Regions from separate parts of the Homo sapiens genome. Here region 1 is linked to region 2. A link is a contact called in ENCODE Hi-C data. All regions are on one chromosome and are shown on one strand. Each heading gives the region's core, a stretch centred on a gene start or an enhancer-like site at or near the end of the contact. The rest is flanking DNA. Distances are from core to core; before and after follow the strand shown.

Region 1 (4,531 bases), core at 2,032-4,531, 340 kb after region 2:
ACCCACTTGGGAATTGACCTGTTCTCTAGGCATGGCCCAGCCCACTACTATCCCTTCCCAAGGAAACCCATAGCAAGTAGGTAGATGACTGGGGCATAAGCCCAGCATGACTATTGTAAAACAGTATAGAACTCCCTTTCTTTCCTAAAGGTCGATGCTAACTGTAAAAAACTGACAGTAGCCCAAGAGTTGTACAGATCACACTTGTGTTCACTTTGGTTTCTAGGAGGGAAATAACAAGCCACAAAAGCATGAAAGCACCAGCAGCTACAACTACAGAGTGGTCAAAGAGGTAAGCTCCTCCCCCACCACCATTTTTCCTTTCTTTATGAATTCTCTAAGGAGCTTTAGTTTGTGATAGTCAAGTTGAAGGTACACACATTTGAGCTTTTTTCTTCATGTGGTTTAACAGGGAGAAAGTAGAGCTCAGAGGTTAAGCTCATGGGTTTTGGCATCAGATCTGGGCTCCACACCCAGCTCTTCTACTTATTATTTTTGTCCTCAGCTTCCTCACCTTTTGTAGGTGCAACCTTTCGTAGGCACCGCATATTTCTGAAGCTTTACAATTGAAGGAAGGACTAATTGAGAATACTGTCAGGGAGTCATCTAAGTGCCTGGTACACAGTGTCCCCACTGAGAGCTGTAGTTTTTTAGAAACCTTTGCGTACGCTGGTTCAAAGTTGGGAGGCTGGGAGCTTTGTGTGTTTTACCCCAGAGCAAACTCTTCCCAGGGTCTCGGCAATGATGCCAGGTCATTCCATTTTAAGCGATATCTCTGAAACTGTCCCACTTGTTGTTGAAGCCATAATCCCCTGCTTATTCTGGAAGACGTGACCTTAGTCTTATGGATTTGGCTTGATGGAGTCAACAGAAATGCCACATACTGAAGGAATTTTGTTTTACGTTTTTAATGCATTATAATCCCCTTTGCCTCCCTGCCCGCCACCACCCTCTGCAATCTTTTTCCAGCTATAGTTCCTAGTTTTCTGAGACTGATTTCTTTCATTCTACTAGATTTTGATTCGGCTTAGCAAACTCTGTGTTCAAGAGAGTGCCTCAGTGAGAAAGAGCAGGAAGCAGCAACAGCGTCTGCTCCGGAACATGGGCGCGCACGCCGTGGTGCTGGAGCTGCTGCAGATTCCCTATGAGAAGGTGAGCGGTGCCTCATGCACAGCAGCTGCTCTCAGGATGGGGCGGATCCCTGGGTTTCCCCAAACTCTTCACATCTGGATATTGTTAGTGAAGAAATGCATCCAGTGTGACTATTGTGACTACAAAGCAATTTCAGGTATTGATATGAAACAGAGCATCTGAAAAATAAAGTAAAATCACCCGTGAATAATCCTCATCCCCAGTTTTAAGATTCTGTAAAGAAAGAGAGTCCATTTATTCTCCATACTCCCAAGACATATTGGATAGAGACAACTTGGTCTGTGTCAGAGCTTAGAGCTATATCTACCCATGAGTTGGTGTGTTTCAATTTCATTTGCAATGTGACTCAACCAATTTAAGTATCACCAGCTATTAAGTGCATGTAGGAACATGGGATGTGCCCACTTTTGAAGTCCTCAGTAAGACGCTGACATCTGCTTAAGTATTTGGATTTATCAGGTGATGCTTTGATCTAGGTCTTCTTTTCTGTTGCTGGAAGTTGTACTTTGCCTCTAATTTTTCACATTAGCGTTTGTCATTGATACGTATTTGATTTGGGGAGGCAGGAGCAGGCTGACAGTGCTTTGCATGCATGTAGGCTGACAAGACACTTATGAAATCATTCATTCAAGCCTACAAGACCCACTCGGGTATTTGTGTTGTGCCCACTTGACAGATGAGGAGACTGAGGCTTGGGGAGGTTTAGAGGTGAAAAGCTCAGACTCAGGTCTCTTGAGTTGACTATTAACTGCTAGAGAGACTGATTTGCTAGAGAAGACTCACCTGATGAAGGCTCATTTCTAGGTGCTTGCAGGGTGCCAGGCGCCATGCTGAGGCCTTTATACACATTATTAGCTCATGCCATCCTCAAGACACGTGGATGAGATGGGTGGTGCTATCTTTAGCCCCATTTTAGATGAGAGAGCTGCAGCGGGAGAGGTTCAGTAACTTGCGTGGATGGCACAGCTGTGTAGAGTGAAACTGGCTCCACTTCACTGTGGATCTGGGGCCTGCTGCCTTCCCTATGCCTGTCGCCTTCTACTCCAGGAAATTTCCTATGAAAGGATCCTCCTCCTCAGTCATGGGGACCATATGAATCGGGCAGGTCAGGCCTTTCGGTAGCTATAAATAAAGTCCAAGCTTAATCCCTGTCGTAGGTATAATACCTAGCTAACTTGTAGTTGATACAGGTGTGCATTATCATCCAAACTTTGCCTGTCATTTAGACTAGAACCAACAAGCTGATCTACTTCCTTGTGTGTAAGGAACGCGAGGGGGTCATTTGCTAACCATAGTGTTGTCTCATAATATCATCAGTTTCCCTAATGAGAGTTATGCCTTCATAGAGCAGGCTTAATCTACAGGTAACCAGATGTGGTTGGAATTGGTGACTCAAAGGAAGAATATCATGTGTGTGTATATCTGTGTGTGTACATGTGCACGCTTTTGTTTGCTTTTGGATGGGCACAGACTTCCAAAGAACGGTGGAGGAATCCCCCACAGGTAATCTCTTGTGACTTGATGTCTTTGGGGCTTGCTTTCCTTGGAAAAATCCGCTTCACACCACAAGGGTTCTTCACTTAGCTTGTGCACCAGCAGATTCCTTTTATACGGAAGGACTGGAGGTGTGTGGAACTGTTTAAGGTTACAGCTGTCAACCAGCAGTGGCTGTCTGTCCCAAGCCCTCTGATTTCTTAGAGCTAGAAGGTTCACCACCCCTCCTGTTAATAAGGGACAAATGTAATCCCCATTATGTTGTCCTGGGACTTGCTATTAATGTCCTTGTAAATTCTCCTCTGTTTTGGTTTGATTGTCAAAGCTGGGAGCTCACCTTCCTCCCACAACTCTGTTTTGTCACAGAGTTATTTTTCTAGACCAGGGGTTAGCAAACTACAGGCATGGGCCGAATCTAATCCACCACCTGTTTTGAACAGCATATCAGCTAGGAATGGTTATTACATTTTAAAATAGTCACATAAGTACCTACATAATGTCCTTGATACTCCCTCTCTACCCACAAAGCCCAAAGTATGTGCTGCCTTGCCCTTTAAGAAAAAGCTTGCTGACCTCAGTCTAGCCCGGAACCAAAAGCTAACATTTACAGAGTAATCACTGTCTAAGCACTTCATGTGACTTTTCTCACTTAATCTTCATAACAATCACATGAAGTGTGCACTTTTGTTATCTCCTTTTCACGGATGAGTAAACAGCGACACTGAGAGGCTAAGAAATGTGCTCCAGGTCACACAGCCAGGAAGTTGGAGATCTGGGATAAGAGTAGCGCAGTCAGGTTTGGTGACCTGCATTCCTACCTGCTATCCTCTCTTGCCTCTGAAATGAGGTGATGGCTGTGAAGACTTAGGAAGACTATTGTGGGCTGTAAGAATATGAAGGATGATTTCCAGTTTAGAAATTCTTGTTCTGTTTTTACTCTCTTAAATGTTTGCTTGTTTAGAATTGGACAAAATGGCCATGGGTTTTATAGAATTGGCTTATTACGGAATATTTAACTCTAAAATACTGAGTTTATGCTATTAATGTATGAATCACATAATCCAACCACGTGAAATGCCAGGGAGGGTATTATCCCCATTTTGCTGATGGGAAAACTAAGTCTGAGGTTAAAAATTGTACTTGGGATGATAGAGGAGTTACGGCAGGCACAGTTGCTCTAATGTGTGATCTCAGGAGATTTCCACTTTGCCATGGGAGCTGATGGCAAAAGTTAATGTCTAATAGGTCGGACAACTTAAAAAGGTGAACCCAAGAGGGAAAATGACTACTCAGCGTCAGTGAGGAAGTCAGCCCCAGTTCTGTTGTCAGTCCCTGTTTTTGTTTACTTTTAAAATTTTTATTATTTTTATCTTTTGTTAGAGATGGGTGTCTCACTATGTTGGCCAGGCTGTTCTCAAACTCCTGCCCTCAAGTGATCCACCCAAAGGGGTGGGATTACAGGTATGAGCCACTGTGCCCAGCCCGTCCCTGTCTTTAGAAGTAGGGGGTTCAGAAGTTTCAGTCCTTGCTGGATAATGGACTCATGGATGCCTTCTATTAGCCTTACTCTGCAGTGCTCCCTCCCACCCAAATAAGATCTTCACTTTCATCCAATGAGCATAGACAAGTTACTGGCTTCTTTTCAGCGTCAGCAGTGCAGCCCCTCAATATTTACCCACAACAGGTCCCCAGCAAACACCTTCTGACTCCCACGTTAGCAGGAGGTGTTGGGTATAGGAGAAGCTGGTCTCCTGGCCCAGCAATCAGTGCTTTCATCTGTCTCCTCCCACACAGGCCGAAGATACCAAGATGCAAGAGATAATGAGGTTGGCTCATGAATTTTTGCAGAATTTCTGCGCAGGCAACCAGCAGAATCAAGCTTTGC
Region 2 (6,906 bases), core at 4,162-6,661:
CACATAATTGGAAGTAAAACACTCCTCAGTAAATGCAAAAGAACTGAAATCATAACAAACAGTCTCTCAGACCACAGTGCAATCAAACTAGAACTCAGGATTAAGAAACTCACTCAAAACCACACAATTTCATGGAAATTGAACAACCTGTTCCTGAATGACTCCTGGGTAAATAATGTAATTAAGGCAGATATCAGGAAGTTCTTTGAAACCAATGAGAACAAAGAGACAATGTACCAGAATCTCTGGGACACAGCTAAAACAGAGTTAAGAGGGAAATTTATAGCACTAAATGCCCACATCAGAAAGCTAGAAAGATCTCAAATCGATACCCTAACATCACAATTAAAAGAGCTAGAGAGGCAAGAGCAAGCTAATCCAAAAACCAGCAGAAGACAAGAAATAACCGAGATCAGAGAAGAACTGAAGATGAGATAGAGACACAAAAAAACCCTCAAAAAAAATCACCAAATCCATGAGCTGGTTTTTTGAAAAAATTAATAGAAAGATAGACCGCTAGCTAGGCTAATAAAGAAGAAGAGAGAGAAGAATCAAATAGATGCAATAAAAAAATGATAAAGGGGATATCACCACTGATCCCTCAGAATTACAAACTACCATCAGAGAATACTATAAACACCTCTACACAAATAAACTAGAAAATCTAGAAGAAATGGATAAATTCCTGGACACATACACCCAACCAAAACTAAACCAGGAAGAAGTTGAATCCCTGAATAGACCGATAACAAGCTCTGAAATTGAGGCAGTAATTAATAGCCTACCAACTAAAAAAAGCCCAGGACCAGACAGATTCACAGCTGGATTTTACCAGAAATACAAAGAGGAGCTGGTACCATTCCTTCTGAAACTATTCCAAACAATTGAAAAGAAGGAACTCTTCCCTAACTCATTTTATGAAGCCAATATCATCCTGATACCAAAACCGGGAAGAGACACTACAAAAAAAGAAACTTTCAGCCTAACATCCCTCATGAACATCAATGCAAAAATCCTCAATAAAAGAGTGGCAAACCGAATCCAGCAGCACATCAAACAACTTACCCACCACAATCAAGTGGGCTTCATCACTGGGATGCAAGGGTGGTTCAACATACACAAATCAATAAACATAATCCATTACATAAACAGAACCAATGACAAAACCACATGATTATCTCAATAGATGCAGAAAAGGCCTTTGATAAAATTCAACATCCCTTCATGTTAAAAACTCTCAATAAACTAGGTATTGATGGAACATATTTCAAAATAATAAGAGCTATTTATGTCAAACCCACAGCCAATATCTTATTGAATGGGCAAAAGCTAGAAGCATTCCCTTTGAAAACCAGTACAAGACAAGGATGCCCTCTCTCACCACTCTTATTCAACATTGTATTGGAAGTTCTGGCCATGGCAATCAGGCAAGAGAAAGAAATAAAGGGTATTCAATAGGAAGAGAGGAAGTCAGATTGTCTCTGTTTGCAGGTGACATGATTTCACGTTTAGAAAACTGCATCATCTCAGCCCCAAAACTTCTTGAACTGATAAGAAACTTCAGCAAAGTCTCAGGGTACAAAAGTCAACGTGCAAAAATCACAAGCATTCGTTTACACCAACAACAGGCTAACAGAGAGCCAAATCATGAATGAACTCCCATTCACAATTGCTACAAAGAGATTAAAATACCTAGGAATACAGCTAACAAGAGATGTGAAGGACCTCTCCAACTACAAAGCACTGCTCAAGGAAATAAGAGAGGACACAAACAAATGGAAAAACATTCCATCCTCATGGATGGGAAGAATCAATACCATGAAAATGGCCATAGTGCCCAAAGTAATTTATAGATTCAATGCTATTCCCATCAAACTACTGTTGACATTCTTCACAGAATTAGAAAAAACTATTTTAAATTTCATATGGAACCAAAAAAGAGCCTGGATAGCCAAGACAATTCTGAGCGAAAAGAACAAAGCTGGAGGCATCACACTACCTGACTTCAAACTATACTACAAGGCTACAGTAACCAAAACAGCATGGTACTGGTACCAAAACAGACATATAGACCAATGGAGCAGAACAGAGACCTCGGAAGCAATACCACACATCTACAACCATCTGATCTTTCACAAATCTGACAAAAACAAGCAATAGGGAAAGGATTCCCTATTTAATAAATGGTGTTGGGAAAACTGGCTAGCCATATGCAGAAAACTGAAAGTGGACCCCTTCCTTACACCTTGTACAAACATTAACTCAAGATGGATTAAAGACTTAAATGTAAAACCCAAAACCATAAAAACCTCAGAAGAGGCCAGGCACAGTGGCTCAAGCCTGTAATCCCAACACTTTAGGAGGCTGAGGCGGGTTGACCACCTGAGATCAGGAGTTTGAGGCCAGCCTGACCAACATGCAGAAATGCTGTCTCTACTAAAAATACAAAAAAAAAAAAAAATTAGCCAGGTGTGGTGGCACATGCCTGTAATCCCAGCTACTCGGGAGGCTGAGGCTGGAGAATCACTTGAACCCAGAAGGCAGAGGTTGCGGTGAGCCAAGATCACGCCATTGCACTCCAGCCTGGGCAACAAGAGCGAAGCGCCGTCTCAAACAAACAAACAAACAAAACCCTAGAAGAAAACCTAGGCAATACCATTAAGGACATAGGCATGGGGAAAGACTTCATGACAAAAATGTGAAAAGAAATTGCAACAAAAGCCAAAATTGACAAATGGAATCTAATTAAACTAAAGATCTTCTGCACAGCAAATGAAACTGTCATCAGAGTGAACAAGCAATCTACAGAACAGGAGACAATTTTTGCAATCTACCCATCTGACAAAGGTCTAATATCTAGAATTTACAAGGAATTTAAACATATTTACAAGAAAAAAACAAACAACCTTATCAAAGAGTGGGTGAAGGATATGAACAAACACTTCTCAAGACATTTATGCAGCCAATGGACATATGAAAAAAAGCTCAACATCACTGATCATCAGAGAAATACAATGAGATACCATTTCACGCCAGTCAGAATGGCGATTATTAAAAAATCAAGAAACAATAGAGGCTAGTGAGGCTGTGGAGAAGTAGGAACGTGTTTACATTGTTGGTGGGAATGTAAATTAGTTCAAACATTGTGGAAGACAGTATGGTGATTCCCCAAGGATCTAGAACCAGAAATACCATTTGACTCAGCAATACCATTCCTGGATATATACCCAAAGGAATATAAATCATTCTACTATAAAGACACACGCACATGTATGCTCCTTGCAGCACTATTTACGATAGCAAAGACATGGAACCAACCCAAATGCCCATCAATGGTAGACTGGATAAAGAAAATGTGGTACATATACACCATGGAATACTATGCAGTCATAAAAAGGAATGAGATCATGCCCTTTGCAGGGACATGGATGAAGCTGGAAGCCATTATCCTCAGCAAACTAACATAGGAACAGAAAAACAAACACCACATGTTCTCACTCACAAGTGAGAGTTGAACATTGAGAACACATCCACACAGAGAGGGGAACAACACACACCAGGGCCAGTTGCGGGGTAGGAGGTGAAGGGAAGGAAGTTGGAGGATGGGTCAATAGGCGCAGCAAACCAACACGGCACATGTATTCCTATGTAACAAACCTGCACGTTCTGTACATGCATCCGGTTTTTTTTTTTAGAAGAAATAAAAAAAATAAGTTGTATATATTACGTATTATTTTCTTTTTTTTTTTTTTCTGAGATGGAGTCTCGCTCTGTCGCCCAGGCTGGAGCGCAGTGGCACGATCTTGGGTCACTGCAACCTCTGCCTTCCGTGTTTGAGCAATTCTCCTGCCTCAGCCTCCCGAGTAGCTGGGATTACAGGCATGCACCACCACGCCAGGCTAATTTTTGTATTTTTTTTAGTATTAAAAAATCACCATTTTTTAGTATATAAAATCACCATGTTGTTCAGGGTGTTTTCAAACTCCTGACCTCGTGATCTGCCCACCTTGGCCTCCCAAAGTTCTGGGATTACAGGCTTGAGCCACCACTTTCTGTGTGTGTATATGCGTGTGTGTGTGTGTGTGTGTGTATAATTGTGTGTGTATAATTGTGTGTGTATAATTGTGTGTATATATATTCAATATATATCCATATATACATGTAGTATAAATGTTTGTAAATACGTTTTTAAAAGTCTGGAAAGATAGACTGTTGATAGTAGTCACCTATTGGCATGGATATGGGAGAAGACCAGAAACTCACAGAATGAGGAGCTTCTATACAAATTTTATTTATGCTTTGAGTTTCTAATTTTACCTAGGTATATTAAAGCTCTGATAACTAAAAAATAATAAATTTTCAAAGAAACTTGATAAATAGTTAAAAATGAGATAATTCTTAATTAAAGCAGTAGAAGTTCAGAAAATGATTACAGTAAAAAGATGACAAATTATTCCAGAGCTCTCTTCACCTCTGCAGGTCACATTCTCTATCTCCTTCTCTTCCTCCTCTTTAAAAAGCTAGCAATTGGAACAAACACTTTAGAATAACTGTTTCACCTATGGAATAAAATTTTGCACCCCCTCCCTTTTTGCTCATACCTCCTAGCCTTCCCAAATCCACACTACCCCTAAATAAAAGGTTTGCCAACTCTAGAGATCATTTGTACAACAAAAAAAGAAAAAAAAAAATCAAACCAATACAACAAACCCAAACTGGCCACTAGAGGGAGAACATCACACATAAAACCACTTTGAGCTACCACTCCACGGAAAACCATACCCACAGACGGAGGTACAAGGGTTGGCTCCACAAGAGATTGTTCAAAGGTAAAAGCTCACAGGCAATCATCAATGTGATTCAGCCTTTGGCTTGCCTAATATGTCCTGAAGCAAATAGTTTTATTAATAAATATAAAATTACAAATGTGAATATGTTTCCCATATTAGTGAGGTCTCCCCACCCTCCCTGCTCTGAATCAAATTTTTACAAATGTTCTGGAACAGAAGCAAATGTTGAGTTGGAAGCTGCCCTGAAACTGAGTCTTAACGAAACAATACCCATTTTTGAGCCCAGCCACAGAGTTAGGAGAAGCAAGTAAGAAACTTTAGCCTCGTTTTACAAAGAGCAGGGGATTTAATCTTATCAAGGAAGTCCTCTCATATACTTTTTCAGACCGCTATTTCATGAGGATGACGCAGCACACTTTTCCTTTCATTCTTCACACACTGATCTCAGTCGTCTTTATCAGCCACATTCTTTTTATGTATTTGTGCCTGGAACGAATGAGCTGATAATGCACCTTTTGATCATGTTTTCCAGTGGATGAATGTGTTCCATGCACCCAAGCCTTCTTCCACGCCGCCCCTAAAAAAAAGTCCATTTCTTTAGGGTAACATCATCATTTTAAAAAAGAAGTGACACATGGGTGGGGAGGGAGGTGTGATGGAAACACGTCTTTCAAAAATGTGTAGTCGTAGCCTCGGCCACTTCATTACCACATTGAGAATAATTTCTGCAGTGTGACTAAGCATCAACCCTTCAAGTTTGGAGTGGATTTAAAGCAGGTCAAAGGTTTACACTCAGATCCCTCTATACTGACTGCTTTAACCCTCCTGCCTTGATTGTACCTTTTCTAGAAGTACTTGCACATAATTTTCAAAATCTGAAGAAGAAATAGATTTAGTAACTTGTCCAAAGTCACAAATCTAGTAAGTGGTAGGAGAAGAATTTAAGCCCAGACAGTCTGGCTCCAGAGCCCATGTTCTTAACCACTAATCCATTCCACCTCCTCACTCTTTGCCTTTTTACTCCTGCAAGCTATCCCTTGCCCCAGTAATCTCCCGTCTTCAGTCCACCACTCCCCACCCCAAACTCACAATAAAACAATGGACTCAATGATACAGTAGAGAGAACGGAAGTCACAAAAATGGCGTGAGTCCTGGTTCTGCCTCACTCAACCGTGTCACCTGGGGCATCTTGAGTCCTAGTTTTCTAAGTGCACATTGGGAATATTAACCAAAAATAACCAGTTCCCCCCCAAAAACTACTCTGCAAATTAAATTAGGTCATGTACACAAAGCCTCCAGTACAGTGCCTGGCCCTGGAAAGCAAACCAGCCAAGACAAGAGAAGACATAGAACAACCACAATTTACCGCACAATGAACACAGTCTACCAGGAGAAAGTGAGCTGTTTCAGAAAGTAACACTTTCACCTTCCTCAATGGCTTTATAATACAGCCACCATCTGGGGAAAGATGGCTGGGGACATGGCAGGGTCCCACCACAATGTCACCTTGAGTGGAGGCTGCAATAGTCAGGGAATCTTCCATGACTTGCACCGAATACTTGCAAAGCCCTTTTTGGGAGACATTTTATACAAAGTGATTCCAACTACAGGATTGTTGAGGGTAGTCCATGCATAGAATTATGTTCCAAAGGATGTAGGTCCATTATTGCTGCGTGTAAAAAAAAAAAAAAAAAAAAAAAGGGTGACAACCCCATGGCAGGGCCATCTGTCTGTGAAGGGGCCAGGGAAGCAAATTCACCTCTACATTTAAGAGGTCTCCCAAAACAAACAGGAAGGAAGTGCTTCTGAACAGTTAATTTAACTTGCTCTTGAGGTCATTTAAACCCAATTCTTTTTGACCGTCCTTAGAAGAGATGGAGAAAGGCTGTCATTTTCTCCCAAGACAGATTCAGTCACTGTCAGACCTTGCTCTTCTCCTAGATGAACAGCTCTCAGGTTTTTTGGTTTCAGGATCCCTTTACACTCCTAGAAATCATTGAGGACCCCACAGAATTTCTGTAATGTGCAATATATCTACAGACATTGAACATATTAAAAGATTGACCCAAGTATGGTGGCTTACACCTGTATCCCAGAACTTCAAGAGCTGGAGGCA

What was found. A loop is a pair of places that touch in the nucleus more often than their neighbours do. Pooled maps may share reads with other maps.
Region 1: a loop to region 2 is called in a pooled map, with 2.5 times the contacts of the local background. The contact joins two enhancer-like sites. A Hi-C loop is called at or near these places in 1 of 168 maps with a recorded cell type or tissue (K562), 1 of 37 single-sample maps with no recorded cell type and 6 of 50 pooled maps.

Annotation. Positions count from the first base shown.
Region 1 is chr3:4,684,055-4,688,585 of GRCh38, forward strand. ITPR1 (inositol 1,4,5-trisphosphate receptor type 1) reads left to right here. Exons shown (of 62, transcript NM_001378452.1): 29 at 227-292; 30 at 1,015-1,152; 31 at 4,441-4,531. Among named protein-coding and RNA genes, the nearest start is that of EGOT, 65 kb to the right of the region's middle. Within about 2 kb of position 3,282, at least 5 of the 41 ENCODE cell types and tissues checked have a DNase peak (open chromatin) inside an H3K27ac peak, as active enhancers do.
Region 2 is chr3:4,346,265-4,353,170 of GRCh38, forward strand. It overlaps a transcript of SUMF1 not described here. Among named protein-coding and RNA genes, the nearest start is that of SETMAR, 46 kb to the left of the region's middle. Within about 2 kb of position 5,412, at least 7 of the 41 ENCODE cell types and tissues checked have a DNase peak (open chromatin) inside an H3K27ac peak, as active enhancers do.